2 separate regions of the Mus musculus genome follow, and region 2 is linked to region 1. A link is a loop called in an ENCODE intact Hi-C map of the cell type or tissue named here. Cell type or tissue: heart. All regions are shown on one strand.

Region 1 (2,500 bases):
TGACTGAACCCCACATGTTCTCAAGTATCTTCAAGCTCTTCATAGCCACAAGGATTTTACTTTGTGCCCTTCCATCAACCTGGACTCCTAAGGCTTCAAGGGCTGCTATGAGGTGAAGGTTAAATGGCGCTTCTTATTAGGATAAGAAAGAAACATGGGGAAAAAATTCAAGACGTCCCCCTTCTGCTTAAACAGGAAACTGTTCACGCATGGAATTGACCTCTCAACCCTTACATCATCCTCTCGCAGATATTAGCTTTTCAGTTCAGGCCTCTCACCTGGGTTTTTGGAGAACATCTCTTTCTCCTCCTCCTCCTCCTCCTCCTCCTCCTCCTCCTCCTCCTCCTCCTCCTCCTCCTCCTCCTCCTCGTCATCATCGTCGTCGTCGTTAGTTTCTTGATTCTTATTTCCCATACCTTTGTCACAGGTTGGCCCATGGGTACCAACAAGATCAGGCTGACCTGATTGGAGTGACTTTTCATTGAAGCATTTTTTATATCTCCTTGATTCTGATCAGTCTAGCTTGACCCTTGGACTGCTTTTATTTATATTTCTGACTTGGGAACTCAGGGCACTTCCCATGTCTTTTGGCCCCAGCTGCTGTCTTACAAAATCAACAGGGTAAGAACTCTCATCTACCTTATCACTGCAGTGTGTCATAAGGTTTTGGCACAAGGTGAGTAGTAATGGGCAAAAGATAGAGGTGGGCAGGAGTCCCTAGTGATGAGCAGCAGTCTCTGGGAGGAGTCAGTTTGCTTTATCTGAGCCTTAGGGGACAGGAGAGCATGGTAATGAGAACCACATGGTACCACATATTTCTTCTTCTTGGATCCAAGATGGTAAGGGTGGGAGGATGAGAGGGATGTGGGGCCTCCCACTGAGGAAACTGTGGGTGATTTTCTGCCGCCTCTCTCTGGCTGGGGATACTACTGCCTACACCCTCATCCCTAACTATGTCCTCAAGCAGCCTTGACCTGTTTAGCACCAACCATGACCTCCAAGCCAAGAATTCAGATGGGAGACTTTTCACCTTCTTCCTTCTTACTGGCGTTTTTCCTGTTTATTTTCCAAATTGCTGCTCTGCAGCCAAGCAGTGCCTGTTGGCCAAAGCTCACCACGCTGTGGGATCAGACTCAGGCAGTGGGCTCAAGTGGCCAGCAGGGCACTGGGGGAGGAAGCAGGGAACTGGAAGAGCCTCCCTGTGTGTCTCCCATGGGCAGCACTAACCTCAGAGGCAGCCCTGAGCAGCCCTATCACATCCGGTGCTTGTCTCTGCAGCCGGACCGGAGGATAAACTATCAGAGCTGTGGGGCAGTGCATCATTCCTCTTATTATTTTCTTCTCTGCAGATGGGGTCGTGGAAAGTTCAGTTCCTTTTAACCCTCAAAGTTCTGTTTATTCTACAGCTGGTAGCCTGAGTGCCGCGTTTCCCATTACATCACAGAGGAGCCCAGGCAGATTTCTGCACAGAAAAACGTGTTGCAACTGTTTATTTTTTTCCATATTTAAACATTTCTGACAGCCAAACTCAGCTGAGCCAAAAGATGGAGCTTTGTGAATGAGTCTGGTTGTTGGTGTCCATGCAGAGGGCTTTAGAAAACCTGCATCCCCCTGGTGATTCTTCCCAAACGTGTTCTTCTTGCTAGGCAAAGCCTGGGAAGTGACTTGGTTCTGCAGTACACGTGTGTTGATTATGTGCCGTTGTATGATTAATGGGACCATGTTCCGCCTGGTTCCCAGGACGCTCTTGAAAACAAGATGTTTCATTTCATTGCCTTTTCCTAGTGTAGTGATCTCAGTAAATAAACCACCTCAGCCTCCTTCCACCTGGAGCTGGTGAGGGAGGGAGTCCCCATGGCTCTCAGTGGCAATTCCTGGAATGCCCTCTTTCCTGTCATCTTGGAATGGGAGTTGGGGGTTTAATGGCATAGGTCTCAGCCTACCCTGTAGGCTCATGGACAGTACCCCTGGGAGATTTCAGGGGACCCTTAGAACTTATTGGCATAGAGTTTCTTCGTACTCAGTCTTTCCTGTGGAGTTTTCTTGTTGTTTTGTTTTCTATTTGTTTTTTATAGTATTTCTAACATCTTAGCATCTAGAGGGTAGATGCTATTCCATCTCCTGGGTTAGAAGCTTTTCTGGAGGAGAAAATCAAGTCTGTAAACTTGGCAACCATTGGATACAATTACAATTGAGGTTCACTTAGGCAGGCAAAGTTTAGGTGATGTTTAGCACCCACCAAACAGTCTGAGCCACAATAGGTGATGGTATGAACTAAATGAACCTTCTTTCTATAATTCTACCTTGGAGTTTTAAGTAGAGAGAGAGATTTTGTAGTTTTAGTTTTCTTCTCAGGTTTATCCAGAACCCGATGATGTGGGACTGGCTGACCAAGCATCCTGGTCTGTGTTGGACTAGGGGACTTAAGAGATGTGAAAATTTTAGTGCTAAAACTTGGACAGTCCCAGGATGGTTAGTCATCCTGTGTCTAATGTACAAG
Region 2 (2,500 bases), 58 kb before region 1:
ACAGCCTGGCCTCCCAGGTGCTTTGGGTCCACGGTGATTTGGCAGTCATTGCAAGTTACAGAACATCTGGACCATCATTTTTCTTTCCATTCCCTCTTGGATATGTCCTTCTGGGTGGGTGTTTACATATGTCAGTTCCTGGATTCTCTGGAGAAGAGCATTCCAGCCTGAAGCAGAGGTGATCTTGTAGCCCAGAAAGATGTTAGATCCTTTGTCCTTGTCAGAGCCATTTCCATAGATGTGGGGTCAGAATTATGATTTGGAGAGCAACAGAGCTTCCTTAAAAAGTGTGTTCTTTGCTGATGGCCCCCAGTCCTGCAGTACTATCATAGGTCATTCTTGTGTTTTGTGTTCCCTTTTCAAGAACTACCTTCTACTACAGTAGGCCAGGGTATACATAATGTGCTTGCTAACATTTTATGGTATTTACTTTTTAAATAAGCTTTTATTGTAGACTTGAAATATTTACAAGCTTTGGATATGGTAGGAGACAAAGTAGGGGGGCAAAACTGTGGTAGAGAGAATGGTGTCCTCCCCTGCATTAGGTTTTGGAGATACTAACTTCCTTGATCATGAGCCCTATGCAAGATCCTACCCCTGTGGTATTAGAGTCAGCTTGGAATCCTAGCACTCTCTACGAGATGATTGGAGACAGCTACATTTGAGGTCAGGATGGGATATTTGGGGGTCCTTAGGCTGGTATTCATTAGACACAGGTATTTATTGAATGCATGTATGTTGAATGCAAGAAGTTGAAGGCCATGGCTCTAGGAAAGCTGTGTGCCTTGCTTGGCTAATCTTCAAAGTTGGTAGCTAAATGGCTGGTTCCTCGAGTGATGTCACAATGTCTGTAGCATTCAGAGCCTAAAAGGAGAAAAGGCCTTCTTCCTGTATCTCAGTATTTAATACTTCAGTAGCCATTTGGGTAGCTGGTAAGAAGCTAAAAGGTAAATTGTTGAATTTAACCACAAGTACTTCAAGAACTTTAATTTAAAAAAAAAATGTAACTTAAGGAAATAAAACTAGTTTCTCGAGGACAAGTAACTGAAGCAACATTTGTGGTAGGGCATCATGGAAACCTCTTTGCATCCCCCATCTGTGCCCAATTTATTCCAATCTGGACTTCCACTCGGTGCCCCCACTCTTTTTAAAAATATGATTTATAATTTTTGAAATCAAAACCATCTCAGGCACACTGTTTTATTTTACTATATTATTGGATTATATTTCCTATAAATCACTGGATATTACTCATTGGCCACCATTGGAATAACTTCCCTTTTCTGTGCCCTGGCCTTTTCTTTTCCCTTCTCTATTTGTTCATAGAGTATGACTCCATTTCAGTCCTGCGGAAGAGCCCTAGTAGCAGCAAGAGGGCACCCAAGAGACACTTTGTGAGTGTGTGTGTGTTCATGTTGCTTGCTCTAAGGGAACATCTAGGAGTTAGAATTGGGCAGAGTCAGACTGGCTTTCATTTCATGATCCTTCATGTTTGCTTTTGGTTTGGTTTGGTTTCTGTTTTTTGAGACTGCATCTCATTCTGTAGCCCAGGCTTGTTTCAAGAAATACTCCTACACCACCTCCTGAGTACTAGGATGACAGGTATGGACCACTATACCTAGCATATACATACTTTATGTTATTAATATTCCCGAATTGCAGGAAATAGAGGAAGTGACACCTAGGTGTCTTGGGGGAATTGAGAACTACAGCTGTCTACCTGGCACTAACAGTTTAACCTATAGGCATGAGCTTCTTCATGCCATTAATAATATATGGGAGGTGACTATGGTTGAGAAGTTCTAAGACTTTTGGGAAGAACAATTTGTTCTCTCGTCCAAGTTACTTTTAAGTCTTTTACTCAAGCAGAATGTATGACGTGGCAGACCCTCTGCTTGACAGAACAGTTGTACAAAGGAAATCCACCTTTCATAAGGGCTAGACTTGGGGAGGCAGGCTGTTTAGCCAGACTCCTTTCCCTTGGCAACCTGAATATGGCTGTTGCTGAAGTTTCTGGAAAAGAAGAGTGACAGAAGTAGAGGGGTCAGGGACTCACCTTTTTTTCCAGTTCTGAGTTCCAGTGTCTCTCTTGTTTTCAGAATGAATCTACTGCTTTAGGCTGAGGAAAGAGAAACTGTAGTGAAAAGTTAAATGAGGAAGTTCAGTCATGCCAATAAAATTAAGCTTACTCTTAGCATCTCTATTAAGGAGATGCTCTTTGTTTACCTGAAGATAACAGTGTGTCTTAGTGCCCATAGCTGGTTGGTATCATGAAGAGTGCAATATCCCATTGGCAGACAAGATTATGCTAAGTCTGCATTTAGTTTAAGTTGCCATTTAATTCTCAATTTGGCATCTTTTTCTCTGCCAAAGACTTACACTAAAGGAGAAATACTGTTTAGGGAAATTTTGGAAGCAAGGTTTGCAGCCACCTTTTCCATTGTTTTTCCTCAATTTATTTACTTAACTTGTTCTTCAGTGTTGGCACTCAATTCAGGTC

What was found. Hi-C counts contacts between places; a loop is a spot of excess contacts. Peaks named below come from ENCODE experiments on the same cell type or tissue, not always from the same donor. Only the 100,000 strongest peaks of a DNase experiment are listed, where the experiment ranks them.
Region 2: it touches region 1 in a loop (2.1-fold over the local background); 6 of 42 quality-filtered maps call a loop at or near these places.

The regions. Positions count from the first base shown.
Region 1 is chr11:75,050,629-75,053,128 of GRCm38, forward strand. All of the region lies in intron 12 of Smg6 (Smg-6 homolog, nonsense mediated mRNA decay factor (C. elegans)), which reads left to right. Among named protein-coding and RNA genes, the nearest start is that of Gm51907, 80 kb to the right of the region's middle. In heart, a CTCF peak has its summit at 1,157; DNase peaks (open chromatin) are centred at 1,243 and 1,753; H3K27ac peaks cover 2,392 bases.
Region 2 is chr11:74,992,955-74,995,454 of GRCm38, forward strand. All of the region lies in intron 10 of Smg6 (Smg-6 homolog, nonsense mediated mRNA decay factor (C. elegans)), which reads left to right. Among named protein-coding and RNA genes, the nearest start is that of Srr, 68 kb to the left of the region's middle. In heart, a CTCF peak has its summit at 1,373; no DNase peak of the experiment used is centred here.